Linked DNA regions of Mus musculus: region 1 is linked to region 2. The links are chromatin loops, found by intact Hi-C in ENCODE. Cell type or tissue: gastrocnemius. All regions are shown on one strand.

Region 1 (8,000 bases), 520 kb before region 2:
GTTAATTCTGCTCCTCCTCTTCCTCCTCTTCTTAGTATGTGATTTTATAGAGTATTTCTCAAGATTCCTTGTGTGGAATTATAATCAGATAAGGTAAGCCCTTGCTGTGAATATGGTTTAGATTCCTGAGCTGAGCCAGTTTGGGAACTCCCTTCTAAGCACGCCAGGGGAAAGTGTACATTTCATACACCATATAGGAGAATGGAGTGGAGGTTTACAAACATCGGGAAAGGCCACCATTCAAGTATTCATTATCTTACTGAAATGACAGAGCACTTCTGATATAACTTCCTGTAAAACTGAGGAGAAGAGATACTAAGAATCCCAGCTCCTCTCATGTGCTAGCCTTATAAAGACTCTGGGTCTCCAAGGACTATCTCTCCTCAGCTCAGTATGGGAAACAGGCTGGTCTGGAGTCACTGAGCAGAAAAGGGACTGAACTGAAAGGATCAGAAGCATATTGCAAAATGAAGCAGCCCAGAGTTGAGAGGACACAGAATATCATCAGCTTACGACTATGGGGCTGGCTCTGAGAGCCAACAGGCCACAGCAGGGTCCAAGATGCCACATCCCTAGCCAGTGCCTCTGACTCTGTCCCAGGCACCATTGCTGTTTGAGAACTGTCCCATTGTCCTCCACAGCATTGTGTGTGTCACAATCAGATCCTAGATTAGAAAGTGGGCAAAACTCACAGTGCTAAATGTGGGAGCACAAATGTGTGGTGACCCTGTTCCCTTGTAGATGCTACAGTATTCAAAACAAAAAGGCACCTAGCCCAGCAGCCTCTGATGCCCTTCAAGGCTTATCATAAATCCTTTGCCTTTTTTGGACTTTTATGATTTACAAACACTGGCATTTAAGGATGACTTCATCCTGTTGATACAGTCTGTCTTCCTTTTGTCTTGATACAAGTTTGACCACAACAGCTTTACCCTGATTACAAAGAGGACCTGTAACCCAGAAACACCTGTGTGACCTAAAAAGTTTTCAGGTGTGTGATTTTGTTTTCCCTTTACCCTACCTGCCCCTGTGTTTCTCTCCTCCATTCCTCCCTTCTTTCCTTCTTCCCTTTCTCTCTTTCCCTTTCCTCTCCCCCTCTGTCACTACCTCCTTCCTTTCCACCTTCCCTTCTTATATCTATTCCTCCATGATTGCCTCCTTGTTTTATCTTTCATTCTCTCTCCCTCCCTCCCTTCTTCCCCTCCTCTTCCTCTCTCTTCCTCCCTCTCTTCCTCTCTCTCCCTCTCTCTCTCCCTCTCCCTCTCCCTCCCTCCCTCTCTCCCCCCTCTCCAGGACCTGTGCACAGGGCTCTGCCACCCAGCCAGAATCCAAAGGAAATTTATTGTTGCTGATTTCTAACATGCTTTTTAAGGGAACTTTGAAATATACTTCAGCAAACAGATTCCTTTTTCAAAGGTGTAAGAAAATAGAGTAGGGGCTGCAGAAATGGCTCAGTGGTTAAGAACACTTCCTTCCATGAAGAGTACTAGGATTCAGTTCCCAGGACCCATAACCACAGCAGATCCAAAAATCTTTTCTAGTATTCTCAGGCACCCACACACATGTGCGTACAGACAGACACAAAAGTTTTTTAAAAAGCAGAAGAAAAATTATTTCTATGTAAACTGAATCTATTAACATGTTGAACATTTGCATGGAAATTCATGACAAGGTTCTGTAGGAGCCTGCTTCTTGGGACACGATGCAGACAGCTTCTAGGGCTCTCACTTACTCTGCACAAATGGTGGCTTTAATGAATTCTCATGTTTGCAGTGATAGCCACAGTTGATTTTAGCACATTGTCATCACTGAAATCAGAACAACACACTGCCATCATTAGCTATGATTTCACTTCCTTCCCATGTCCTCAGTTTGGACCCCAGACAAACACTAGTCCGGTTTTCCTATACACAGACATCCCTTTTCTGAGGTTTCTAGGAGAGGGATCCTAGACTATTTGGGGTCTAGTTTCAGTATACATCAAAAAAGAGCAGGGTATGCTCTGGAGACATCTGTGTTGTAGCAGAGATCAATATTTCATTATTTTCCGTAATGGTATGCCACATGTTTTGCCTAATCGCCAATTAATTCATGAATTTAGTATCCTCCTTTGGGTATTGTGAATTAAAATTCAGAATCTGTCTTAAACCATAAAAGGAGGAAACCCTTATTAAAAACAAGCTTGTGTTACTTTGATCACAAAAGAATATCCTAGAGATGTTGAAAGTATTAAATACTTCTTTCCCCCAGTACTACAGTAGAAGTCTGTCTTGTCTTACAGGCACATATGTCTGTGGTGTTGCCCTATCTTTAAAATTCAGGATAGTGCTGGGAACATTGTGAGTTCAAGACCAGTCTTAGCTTGATATAGATTTTTAGCTCAGCCTAAGCTACATAGAGATCCTACAAAAAGGAAAGAATGACTAAATAAAGTGAAATGGCTTCAGTTTTTTCCTTATAGTTAACTTTTATCCTTACAGAATGAATTCTAATACTGTGGGACAGTTATTAATATTATAACACCACAGTGGTCCCTATATATGTCAAATTCTGCTCTTATTTGGTAAATGGCATGTCTTTCTTTTCTTTCTTTCTTTCTTTCTTTCTTTCTTTCTTTAAAGCAAAATGTTCACGCCTTAAATATACCCACTATGCTAAGGCACCTGACACAGTTCCATGCCCACATAGTAGGACATTTGTAAAATTGTTTTTAATCAGAAACAAAGTGAGTGGCAGTGGTTGAGTTGAGCAGATTAAAATAGTTGATTAATGGGCAAAAGTGAAAAGTCACAACTTATCACCAAACGTTTTCATACTTAATTTAAGAAACTACTTGCAACTAGCTGGGGAGAGATGGTGCTTGCACTCAGTGGTTTGGGAATAGCCTCACACAATATTCACCTGGAGAGTTCTAAACCGTGTGTGTGTGTGTGTGTGTGTGTGTGTGTGTGTGTGCGTGTGTGAGTGTGTGTGTGTGCGCGCGCATTCGTGCATGCATGAGTGTGTGTGTATGTGTGAGTGTGTGTGCGTTTGTGCATGCATGAGTGTGTGTGTGTGGGGGGGGGAGTCCTACTCCCCCTACTCTGATTTCATTGAAACTAAAGTTTGGAGTATTTAAAAAGTCCTAGGGGGTTATAATGTGTGGCCAACTTAGATGCATGTGCGTCAGGGTCTTGGCTGAGTTAGCTGTTCATGATATCCATGTGTGCTACATGGCTTTGCCCACCACCACCTCACATCTCACTTTCAGGTATCCAAAATTGCTATGCCCAGCTGAAATCAAGACATACTCCTTATACGGCAACATTTCTGCAAAGCAAATGCATTCTTATTGGTCGGCACATCTCTCTAATTGTCATTTGCTTTTCTCTAAGATTTTTCAGAACAGTTTGGAATTTGGTCAAATTAGCACTCAAAAACAAAAGGAATGGAAATAATTTGCATGCATGTGGCGGCTCACTATACGTGTTCAATTTTTTTCTTCTATAAAGAGAAATAAATTATGCCATCATTGTTATTATAGTGAATTTTACCTGTTTAGATTTTTTTTTTTAAAGCTGACACTTCTCAGAATACATATATGTGATTCTGAGGAGAAAAGGGGGAGAGAAAATAGAACAGGGAATGATGAGAGCAAAGTATAATATAACAACACCCTTCAGAAGAAGTCACAATGCATACCTAAATAATTAACCAATTTTTCAGTTCTGTCTACCATGTTGCTTGTATCGGACATTGCTGCCTTACATGAATGCTTTTTATTTTGAAGCTTAGAGTTGGGAAAACACAGTTTAAAACTGTCATGATGTGATTTCCATTTGTGAATAAGATATATATATATATATATATATATATATATATATATATATATATATTCAGCCGTAAGTCCATAAATCCTTTAGCTCTATATCCAGGGCAATTGTTCAGTACTGGGCTCTGTTCTCTCACGGGGTTGGGAGCAGCCCTGCCTGACAACATCTGTGAGCAAGAACTTGCTTTTTATTTATTTATTTATTTTTATTTTTGCTTGATTCACGCACGAATTGGTTCTGTCTACTGTCACTCGTAGCCAAGCCCGAAATGCTATCCAATCGGATGCACTAGACTGAGAATTGCCCAATCATACACAGAGAGCGAGCATGGAGGGCGGGCCTTCGCTGCTCCGCTGTGGCCTTTGTCTGTCCCCGGCCATCTTAGATCTGTAGCCTCATCCAGTTCCGAAGGATCGGAAATCACTGAGGCCCCTGTCTCCTGTGACAGTCGCGGTGGGGAGGCCCGCGCAGGACGCAGGATGTCGGCAGAGCCTGTCATGGTGAGTGCGAGCGTCCTGCAGCGGGGAAGCTGTCTCTGCACCCTCCGCCGCCCCCGACCCCCCGGCCCGGTGCGCCTGCGCCGTTGTCAGGTCCTTCAAGGCTGGGCTGGAGGGTGGAGGTTGCTGGAGTCCACAACTTGCCCGCGAGGACTTTGAGGGAGATGGGTTTCCTTCAAGAGAGGAGCCGGGTCCGTGGATTCTGCAGTCCCTTATATGTAAAGGAGAAGCAGCTCAGCTCGGAGGCCAGTAAGCAAAGGAGAGCGCCCCTTCGGGGACATCCCTCTACTTTGATCACAGTTGCCTAAGAATTTCATGAGGAGGCTAAAAGAAACAAAATCAATTTATGACAGTGTCATCTGGTTGATTTTTTCGGTAAAGGCTCCCAGCAACTTGATGTCACTTAGCATCAACATTCAGTGCTTAAGCAGATTTTAAGAGTTGAGTAAAATTTGAAAATTAAGGTAAATGGTGCATGAGTTGGCTTACTTATTTCTCTGGTCTGTAGAAAACACTGGTCTCACCTCAAAAGGATTAGAGAGAGTTTATTCTGGGACAGATATGAGTCACCCTGTTCAGTAGCATGTATTTAAGTTGCCCTAAATCACATGTTTCAACGTGGATGTAGTTAGGTGAGGTTTTAATAGTGAAAAACAAAATCAAGGCATTTATCAAAGACACTGTGGACACATCAGGGTAGATAGGTTACATGCAGAGGAAGCTCTTACAGATATGAGAGATTATCTGGGGACACTCTTAGCTTTTGGCTTGGTGGAAGCTAGTGGTCTGCTCTGTGGACACATTCCCAAGTTTTCAGCTGCTAGTTGGTGTCCGACCACATAGAGAAGATGAATACTAACTGGATATTAAGGGACCTGATGATCGCAAAGAGTTCTAACTACATTTGCAATGTTCCAGCTCCACAGAATCATGAAGTTTTGATCAGCCAGGAAACCTTATAAAGTCTTTAGAACTCACTTGGAATTATTTTTGAGGAAAGGAGAGACTTAAGTTTCTACTCCTTAAGAATTTTCTGACTTGTGAGGCAGAGACAGGTGGATTTCTGAGTTTGAGGTCTACAGAGTGAGTTCCAGGACAGCCAGGGCAATACAGAGAAACCCTGTCTTGAAAACAGAACAAAACAAAACAAAACAAACAAAAAAACCAAACCAAAACAAAACAAAACAAAAAGAATTTTCTGGCTGGGGAGATGGTTCTGATAGTAAAGGCACATGCCATCAACTGTGACAGTGTGAATTGCATCCCTGGAACTCATGTGGTGGATGGAAAGAACCTATCCCAACAAGTTGAGGAATAATGGCTGCAAACTAGTAAAAGTCTTTTTAATAATTATGCTATCATGCTTCTATAAGAGCAGAAAACCAAGGATTAAAAAAAAGAAGAAGAAGAAGAAACCCACTATGGTTTCTAACATACATTAGTCTCAAGTCAGAGCTCAGGTATTTCTGTTAGAGCGGCATGATGTGATGGCATACACAATGCCTAGTGTGTGTGTGAGCGTAGGAAGGTGGCAGGGAAGGTGCTAAACGTAGCTGAAGTGAATGTGGCCAGAAACACCTGGATGCTTTATGTATTTGATTTTGACTTTCTTTTAAGTCACTGAGTATTACTATTATCCATTATCTTCTGACTTGTGTATTCAGTGACTTTATGAGGGATAGGATGTATTCTGTATTCTGTGTTTTCTGGGAGTTGGACCCATACCCTTGCTCCATCCAGACCTGCTGTGTGCCACTGTACGGCACCACCACCTGTGACATCTGCCTTTTCACAGGCTTGGTTATTCTTTACAGATTTCATGTCACCTTTATGTATTGAGTAGATATATGCTTTTCTCTTGTTAGTAACACAAACCTTGTATACATATATATTCTATGTATACTGACACACTTTTCTGAAGTCTCTTGACTGCAAAGGTAATGAAAGTTTTTTTTGGACTTCACAGCCAAGCTAATAACATACTTTGAGAAAATTTAAGACAGTTACTTAACCTGCCACCCTGCTGTGTACTCACAGAGCCTGTTTAAGTCTAATGTGCTTTTAAGAGAGCAGTGTAAGCAGCCTTACTGTGCCTTGGATTGCCCATGTAATCAGTATTTCAGACCTAAACTAAATGCGTGGCTTTAATTTTAAATTATGAACTATTCCATGCCCCTGACCCAGAGTGTTATTATGTATGTGTTGTGTTAATTATCTGCTGAAAAGGTTGAAAGCAACAAATATTCACCAAAAATGTTGTAAGTAACACGTGGATATAGTTTGATAACATCTGCTTGTGGGTCACTAGGGAGCAGTATAGTGACTTCTTCCCATGCAAAACTGTTACATTTTTTCCTTTGATTTTTTTTTTAAGATTTATTTATTTTATGTATATGGATACACTGTAGCTGTCTTCAGACACACCAGAAGAGGGCATCAGTTCCCATTACAGATGGTTGTGAGCCACCATGTGGTTAAGGAGTCAGTGGTCTTAACCACTGAGCCATCTCTCCAACCCTTATAATTTTCTGTAAAGAATCCCTTCTTTCTTTCCACGCCAGGTTTTCTGTGTCTTCAGTGAAGACACAGTGAAGCTCTTTGTTAGGGACAGAAGGACAACACAGGCTCTTGGTCCTTTTAATACAAGAGGGAATCTGTATTTTCATTCTTTAACGTGTTGTTGATACACTGTAGATCTTATTTCGTCATATTTTTGTGAATCTACATTAACAAAGAGGGGTGATACTTGTATTGATGTTGCTTTCTTTGATGATAAAGAATACACACCAAGCTGCAGCGTACTTAAGGCACTAGCAAGTCATTCCTACAACAGAGAAGAATAAATCCCAGGTTTTATTCCCAAGCCTGAGGACTTGGGTTGATAGGAAGCGTTGTCATTCCAGGAGTCGGTGTCATTCGAGGACATTGCTGTGTTCTTCACCTGGGAGGAGTGGCAGGACCTAGACATTGCTCAGAAGTTGCTCTACAGGGATGTGATGCTGGAGAACTACAGTAGCCTGGTGTCCTTGGGTGAGTAGCTCCCTGTAGTGCTCAGCAGCAGTTGTTTTCTGTTGATAAGTAGAGGAACTTTCGTCCTGAATTTTTTTTACATTGTAACTTTTTAGCTGATGTGTGACAATGGCAGGCATTTCTGGAGCACAGTGTGGCTTTGCAGTACACTTAAATCAGATAGTGTTGTATAATCAGATGATCAGATAATCAGAACAGTGATCAGATGATGTTAAGTCATCACTTGAGCCATATTCCACTTGTTTAAGATGGGAAATTTTAAAATCATTCAGCTATTGAGAAATATTCAATTAGTTGTTGCCCGTTATATATTTACTTTCATATTAGAGAACCATAAGCTATTAATATCTACCCACATCTACCTCAGTAAATATTATACATTCTCCCCTCCCAATCTCCATACCTTTTCCACACTGTAACAACCACTGTTTAATTCCCTATTATTTCTTTGAAACTGCCTTTAGCTTTTGAGTGTAACTAGAAAATATAGCTTTTTTTCTTTTTCTGACATAGCTCCCTTTTGTATTGTGGCTTTCCTGGGGAACTGCAAAAGATCTGTTCACTACAGGTACAGGGGGAATCAGTGACCAAAAAATACCCTATAACTTCCAGCTTTGCAATTAAATGAGTTTAGTGGCGATAAAGAACCCAACTGGGCCAG
Region 2 (8,000 bases):
AGGAGAGAAGAGGACAGAAAGACCAGGAGATCAGGGAGTCTTAACAAGACTAGACCTGGGGCACCTGTCTGTGATTCCAACATTTGAGAGGCTGAAAGAGAATTTTCAAGTTCCAGAACAGTCTGGGCTACACAGAATCTGGGCCGGAATTTTTTGGGCAAGGCCACAAAACAAAATCCCTTTGCTTGATCTGGCACTCAAAACAATTCTTGCACACCAGAGCATAAGAACCTGAATATCTTGTCCACTGATGTCACCTCCTGCCTATTCTGCTATCTAGCACATAGATCTGGCCACTAAATATTTGAGAGGGAAGGGGCAAGAAAAAGGAAAGGGAGAAGCTAGAGATAACTAGGTGGCAGAGATGGAGGAAAAGAAGAAGGAAAAGGAAGACAGGGAAATCTCTCAAGCTCTATGCCTGCCCATCTCCTCTTTCTGATCATAAGGGCCATGCCTTGCTTTGCTGGACCTACCAAGTTCCCTCCTGCCTCAGGACCTTTGCACATGAGTTACTTTCCCAGGAAAACTTTCCCTAGAGCTGGCTCCTCCAAGCCCATGTGAACTCAGTGAATGAGACAAAGAAAGAGGGATACATTTAGGAAGACGACCACAAAAGAGGCAAAAGAAGGAAGAAAGCTATAGTGGGGATAGCAGGACTCACCAGACAACCACACGGCCCATGAGGCTATTGGGCAACTTGGTTGGTATCATCTCCTTCTCAACCATGAAGTAAGGATATAGTACATCAAGAGGCAGCTCCACAAACACTGGACCTGCAGGGTAGGGAGGTTCAGTCTATGGCACCTGTTGCAGCAACCCCCAAGCTTCAGGGCTTGATTACTGTCCAGCTCCCTCCTCCACCTACCTGGGGTGCCTGACTGGGCAGCAGCTATTGCAGTCCTCAGGGTAGGTACAATGTCCCGTACCCTTCGCACAGAAGCACAAAACTTGCAGAGTGGCCTGAACAGAGACATCTGATCAATGGCCTGAAGTGCGCCCCGTTTCTGGCAGAGAAGGCAAGGGACAGTTATCAGATAAGCTTGAGAAGCCGTCTTGGGGACCCCACCTACCCTTAAGGACTAGGCACCTGCAGCAGGGTGCTGGCAGCTCCACCCAAAAGCAGGACTGGGGACTGTGCCACTTGTGCATTCTTCACTGCAGTCACAGTGTTGGTGAGGCCAGGACCGGCTGTCACTGCTGCCACACCCACTGTCCCTGAAAGAAAGAGCTGGTGACAACCATGCCATCCTCCCAAACATCGTCCTACCCCAAACCCCCTGCCTCTCATTCACAGGGGCCATGTCACTGTCCTGCTAGTCCCTGGTCCTTACCAGTCAGGCGGGCCACAGCATCAGCAGCAAAGACAGCAGTGACCTCGTGGCGTGTGTCTACCACTCGGATACCCAGCTTCTCACAGGCCACCAGCAGTGGGGAAATGTGCCCACCGACCAATGTGAAGACAAAGCGTACACCATGGGCTCGGAGCACAGCTGCGACACTCTCTCCACCATGCCGGATGCTTGTCTTGTCCACCTGGGTCAAAGGAGATGAGGAACAAGACAGTCAGAGGCCAGCCCAGGAGCAGGTACAAGAACAGGCAGGGGTAAGGTCAGAAGACAGACGAACTTAGATTCTGGTTAGAGACATACCACTTTAAATCCAATTCAGAGAAGGGTACACTGACTTAGCAAATTTATTGTTCTCTTTGTCCTACAGCTAAAAATGCCAAGACTTGCCCAAGTGATAGACTCCAACAGAAGAAATGTTCTTTTTGAAACTGTACTGAGGATTGAACCCTGGGCATAGATAGTGTTAGACAAGCACTCTAACCACTGAGCTATATCATCAGCTTTTACTAGGACAAGGTCTCACGAGGCTTTGAACTCCTTATGTAGCTTAGGCAGGGCTTGAATTTGTGACCATCTCTCCCCAGCCTACCAAGTAGCAGACTGAGATAAAGCCTATGTTCTTAAGTGGCTCTGGAGATTATAATGCCTGCTCCAGAGATACTGGGCCAGTTGAGAAGAAAGGAGATAGAGGTTAAATCTACAGAGAATCCAGGAGAGCCTGGCAAGAGGCAGAAGGCCCCTGGCTTAGATGTGTGCCTGCTTCCTAGTATCCCTGCAGGGCCTGGCACTTGGAGTGCTAACTCCATCCAGCCTATTGCCTCCCTCTGCTAGTGAGGCACAGGTCCAGCTGACATGCTGCCAGCAGCCATATGCCTAGCACGGAAGTGACTCCTGGCACAGACTACCCTGAGCATCCAAGCCTCAGTAGCTTCACGATCCCTACATACTTCAAGGTCAGTGGCACTGTCCCTGTCTAGAAGAAAAGGGACTGGGTAAGGGCAAGAATTTCTCAGAATGGAACAAGTGGTTTATAAGTATGACTTGTGGGGTCAGCTTTTCCCAAATCTGTCATCTAGAGAAAATACTAAACTTCTCTGTAGATCATTTGCCTCTTGTGGGCACAAGGACAGAAATTATAGCACTTACTTTGGTGAAGATGGTACGAAATATGCTAAGACAGTTCCTCAGAAGGGCTTACTATCAGAGCCCATTCCCTCCCCTGCCTACCTTCAGCCCACCAATCTCACTATGTTTAAAAGGCCTGCTCTGTTAAAATGACTCAGGCCCCTGGGTATGGAGGTAGGCGGAGAATGTGTGCTGTCCAGACAACGACAATTTCCCCATTATCTCGTACTAGTTACAAAGTCCAGGCCCATATACAGTTTGGCAAAGGGACAGAGCTCTGTAAAGAATCTCCCAACCAGCCACTTCTAGACTAGCTGGGACTCGCTTTCCACACCTGCACAGTGGATGAGCTGGAGAAACACCTTTAGTGCCTTCCTCCTACCCCTAGCCCTCCTTCTACCCTAAGCACCTTGTGCATCAGCTGATAGAAGAGCCCCAGTCTGTGAGCGACGCCCAGCACGGCAGCCACCAGCGTCCCAAACGCCAGGAGCAGGAAGGAGGGGAAGAAGCCTCCCGCAGATGCAGCGGCCGCAGAAGTTTCCATGAGGCAGAACCTAAGTAAGAAAGCACAGAGCCAGAATCTTAGTACTATAATCTAATCCGGAAGCAGGATCGTCCGCCGGACCTGGGCCACACCTCCCCGACCTGCCAGGCCACGCCCACAGACGCATCTAGACTGGACTTAAAGCCACGCCCCAGTGAGGCTAAGTCCGCCCCCTGACGTCACCACCTTCAAACTAAAAGTAGGCCACAGCAGGTCAAGGCGATCGCAGTAGCACCGAAACAAGGTTGAAATTCCTACTTACCTATCTGTTAACGAGCCCATGCAGAACCCACCCTCCTCAACGCTGGACTGGGGCTCAGCGGAGAGCCCGCCTCGCGCTTACATCATTGAGTCGTAAGGCCACACCCCCATCGGATCGCGCAGCCTAGGGTACGCTCCCCCACCCTCCCCACACACACCAGACTCTTGACCTTTGGCCTTCAGCCGAGGTCACTTTTCAATAGGATGCGCCTTCAGCTCCACTACATAGAACTCCCTTCCACCCATCCCCAAACAAGGCCCTATGACCTTTGCCTATAGGAAAGGTCCCTGACTGCAGTGGAACTCTGCCGCTTCTGGGTCACGTGACTGGGGAGTGTGGAGTGGTGCCCCTTTTGCCCACTTGGCTCTGCAGCGCCCCGTAGTTCAACGAGACGCGCGTGCGCCAAACTGGAGTCTCGCTGAAAAAGCTATCCGAAAGAGACGTTTATCATTGGTCGCTTCTCTCTCTCGCCTCTAATTGGCTAACATTACACCGCGCCTTCCACACCCGCGAGAACCATCTCGCGGCACGTTCCACGGGCGTGGACTGTGACACACCCCCCACCCGAGCTCCCCAGAACCCGCATTCCCGACCGCAACATATGCAAGCCCCTCCCCTTCCTGGACCACTGTGAGGCTTTGCAGGATGTTTAGAGAACTCCCTAGTGTTTGGTGCCAGGCCGGTTCAGTCATTTTCCAGGTTTCCAGCATCTGGGGACCTTTTACAAACTCCGATCTGTCTTACAAATCCCTTTCTCCAATTTATGTCTTTTTCTTTGACTGGCTTTTAATCAGGACCATCTGTGTAACCAAGAGTTTTGAGCTATTTGTTGAAGCCTGAACAATGGATATTTAACAATGTAAACCAGTGTAATAGTATGTGCTTTTATTCCCACCATTCCGAGTTCAAGACCAGGCTCTTCTCCATAGTGAGTTCCAGGACAAGCAGGAGTGCATAGAGACCAACCAAAAATCACAATCGCTTCAGCTGTGTCATGTCCACAAGATAGCATTCCACAGCCTTTCTCCCCATCTTTTGGCTCTTATATTCTTTCCACTTCCTCTTCCTTGGTGTTCCCTGACCTTTGCAAGCCATGGTATAAATGCCCTGTTTAAAGCTGATCGTTCAGCCATCCCTTCTCAGCAACTATGGTCTCTGATTAAGTTCTGTGATGGAACATTTGCCTAGCACAGGCAAAGCCATGGGTACCCACAAAAACCTACTCAACTATTTTTAGCCAAACTACCGTATGAATTATTTATGCTTACTGGCTGTGAGCATGCCTCCAATTTCGTCTTGAATCAAACAAGGTAGGCTTTTCCCTGCCATTCCATAAGAGTTGTTTTGGGAGAGTGCAGGGGCTGGACCTAGATTCTCTACCCATTTATAGCAGATGTGCAGCTTGGTCTTCTTGTGAGTCTCCTAACAATTGGAGCAGGGGCTGGCTGTCTCTGACTCTGCCTGCCATTGGATCCCCTTCCCCCAGCTGGTCTGCCTAGTCGGGATTCTGTGGGAGAGACCATGCTTAGTCCTATAATGACTTGATGTCCCAGGCTGGGCTGGTACCCAAGGGAAGCTTCCCCTTCTCTAAGGAGGAGAGGAGGGGATGGGGGGGGGGGGGACTTGTGAGGGTGGGACTAGGGGCAGGGCTTCAACCTCGATGTAACGTGAATAAATAAAAATTAAGAAAAGAATTGTTTTGGATTACTCCATCTATCTCCAAATTGGCCCTACTCCCTTCTGTCTCCTAACTCCATTCTCTTTCTAGGAGCAGTACAGGGAGCCACTCCTCCCCGGCCCTATTAGTGAGAGCCCTTAATTAAAAGGATCAACCACATACTTCCTGAAAGGGGCTTTTAGGTTCAATTACATTTCCAGGGCCAATAAAAAGATAGTATTTGGGCTGGTGATGTAGTTAGTGGCGAAGCCCTTACTTCTTATTTATAAGGTCCTGGATTCTATCCTCAGTAACAGAGAGATTGAGACAGAGACAGAAACACACAGACACCAAGAGACGGACAGAGACAAAGAATGAACTAGTTACTCTGTGTCAGCACACAGCCTTTCCTGGCACATTTCTTCACTTAATTCATTTAACCCTAAAGAAGAGGCTGTCAGACTTGTTACTTAGTATCTTCTTGGGGGTCCTTAGTCCCATTAATAAAATGAGTCAGAAAGAATCCCAAAGACATTTTTATTAAGAGTTTGGGAGAAAAAAATAGTAGGGGCAAGCTGAAAATCCTGCCAGAGGAAATGAAGAAGGAGTCTTGTCCTTTAAGTTAGTCATGGAGGTCAGAGAAACAGTGAGGAGGCCCAGAGTGTCAGGCACATGCTTAGGAGTGCTAGGCCATGAAGTTGAGCTCAGATAGCATATAATCCCGGGCTTTTATGTCCTGGGGCAAAATAACTATTCCAGGGACTTTTAACTAGAAATAGAAATAGAGGCAGATTATTAACAAAGGAAAAACACTCCCAAAGGTGGAAGTGGGACAGAGAGCTGAGGAAAGAGCCCTCGAAGGATCAGACTGAAGAAATATGGCCCTGTGTAGCCCCTGCCTCTCCATTCACTGTTACTTAGGCTTTACTCAAGAATGTTTCTGTTTGTTAAAAACCCAGGTAAGTAAAGGCTTCCTGTCTGTCTCCTTCTTCCTTCTCCATTTTCACAAGCGTGTGTGTGTGTGTGTGTGTGTGTGTGTGTGTGTGTGTGACGCATGTGTGGATGCACATGCATGTGGTACACTGTTGAGGTCCAGAATCATCCCCCATTGTTCTTTAGTCACTGAGGCAGGTTCTCTCAGTCAAACCCGGAGCTCATCGATACAGCTGGTTCTCAGTGAGCCTGCTCTGCTTTCCCCTCCCTTGATCCTCTGCGGCTGGAATTGCACGCAGGCCACCGTGCCCATTTCCTCTACAAACTGACTTCTTTTATGTGTTAAGCGTTTAATTCTTTATTTACTGTATTTATTTTGTACTGGGTACACATGTGGAGGTCAGAGGACAGCTTGTTCTATCTTTCCAGCATGTCAGACCTGCAGACTAAACTCAGTTCTTCAAGGCATGGCAGCAGGCACTTTTACCCCTGAGCCAGCCATCTCATGGCCCCTCTTATGTTAATCTTGGTGTTTTATTTTCCATGTGGCTCTGATTAGCCTTTCTGATTTCCCAGATTGCTCAGAAAAAGATAGCTTTTCCTTTTTCTTTTTTTTTTTTTCTTTAAACATTTTTTCTTTCTTTCAGATACTGGCCAGTACTTGAACACACTTCCTGACACTGTGGGCTTCTTTGCTTTTTCTCTGAAGTTCCTCATCTGATGCCATGTAACTGCTTATCTACCTTATGTCTGGTTGCTGACCTCCACCTCCAAACATCCCAGACTAGCTTAAAAGGCATGGCCACCTCTCTTCCTCTTCTCCCTCCTCCCTGGCAGCTTGCCTGCCCTGCTGTTTTTCTTTTAGATTCTAATAAATCATCTTTAAATTTCCCTCTTAAATTATTTTATTGACAAGACCAAGAACACAAAGTGGGGACCTAAATTTCTCTGGTAACCTGTGGCATGCCAGGCAAGGCTCCCCAAAATTTGGGACAAGAAATTCAAACAAGCTCCTTTCTCAGTCAACATCTGGAAGGCTCCATCTAAGAAACAGAACTCAATACAAAGGCACATTTATAGAGCTCTATGAATAGATGGAGTAACCGCCCTCCCACACAAACAGCAACAAGGATCAGCCAGCATGTGGCAAAAGAAGAAATGGATGGAAACTCCTGACCCTTCCTGCTCCCTCTGCACAGAAGCGTTGCCTGTTAACCAGAGAACTGAATTTTAAATGTCTGATGTTTCTCCAGCAAAATTCTTTGATCCAAGACAAGGCTGTTAAAGTTGCCCTTCTAGCCATAAGCCTTCAAGTCACACTTACTTGAAATTCATTCCATTTCAGAACGTATTTCTGCCTCACTGGTGCAAGGTCACAAGCCAATTCCAGTTAGCCTTAAAACAAGCACAACCCCTTCCCCTTACACACACACACAGAAGTAGATGTCAAAGAGCAACTTTTGAGAGTCAGTTCTCTCCTTCTACCTTGTGAGTTTCAGGGGTCAAATTCAGTCTCTCTGTGTGTAAAATCACAAATGAAATGCCCTCCACAGTTTTGGTCTCAGAAGCTGCAGATGCATACTCTGCCATTGTTGCCACGGTTTCAGAGCCTCGAGCTCATCTGACAGCGGTCCAGCTGCGGTTTCTGCCAGCATTAGCTCACACTTTGCGAAGGGCTTTTCCCCATTTGCAGGTTTTACAGCCCTGTGTTTAGTCACTGGCCCACTTGAATGATAAGCACATGCTTGCCGAATAACAGAACACATATCTGCTCCTCTTATTTTTAATTTTATGTGCATGGGTGTTTTGTCTGCATATATGTCTGTGCAGCATACACTGTGTGCCTTGTACACTGGAAGGCCAGGAGAGGATGTCAGATGTCCTGAACCTAGAGTAACAGACAGTTTTGAGCTACCATGTGGGTACCGGAAATTGATCTTTGGTCCTCTGCGAGAGGAGCTCTTACTCACTCTTAACCTCTGAGCCACCTCTCCAGCCCATCTCCTACCTTAATGACCATCAAACTTACAGTTCTACTCAAATACATTCCCAATGCACCCTGATGGCCCTGGACAGCAGGTGGTCCCAGTCAGGACTGGTTTTGGGTGCACTCACGGTAAGGCAAAATTG

What was found. A loop is a pair of places that touch in the nucleus more often than their neighbours do. Peaks named below come from ENCODE experiments on the same cell type or tissue, not always from the same donor. Only the 100,000 strongest peaks of a DNase experiment are listed, where the experiment ranks them.
Region 1: a loop joins it to region 2, with 5 times the contacts of the local background. A loop is called at or near these places in 2 of 42 quality-filtered maps.

The regions. Positions count from the first base shown.
Region 1 is chr10:79,093,770-79,101,769 of GRCm38, reverse strand. It overlaps 2610008E11Rik (RIKEN cDNA 2610008E11 gene), which reads left to right and starts at 4,170. Exons shown (of 6, transcript NM_001004362.2): 1 at 4,170-4,312; 2 at 7,213-7,339. The coding sequence starts at 4,292. In gastrocnemius, a CTCF peak has its summit at 4,575; a DNase peak (open chromatin) is centred at 4,140; H3K4me3 peaks cover 2,300 bases; H3K27ac peaks cover 1,812 bases.
Region 2 is chr10:78,570,115-78,578,114 of GRCm38, reverse strand. Ilvbl (ilvB (bacterial acetolactate synthase)-like) reads right to left here and starts at 3,124. Exons shown (of 15, transcript NM_001359302.1): 1 at 2,884-3,124; 2 at 1,332-1,533; 3 at 1,088-1,215; 4 at 866-1,004; 5 at 662-773. The coding sequence starts at 3,018. In gastrocnemius, no CTCF peak of the experiment used is centred here; DNase peaks (open chromatin) are centred at 2,189, 3,199, 3,358 and 3,645; H3K4me3 peaks cover 2,168 bases; H3K27ac peaks cover 3,419 bases.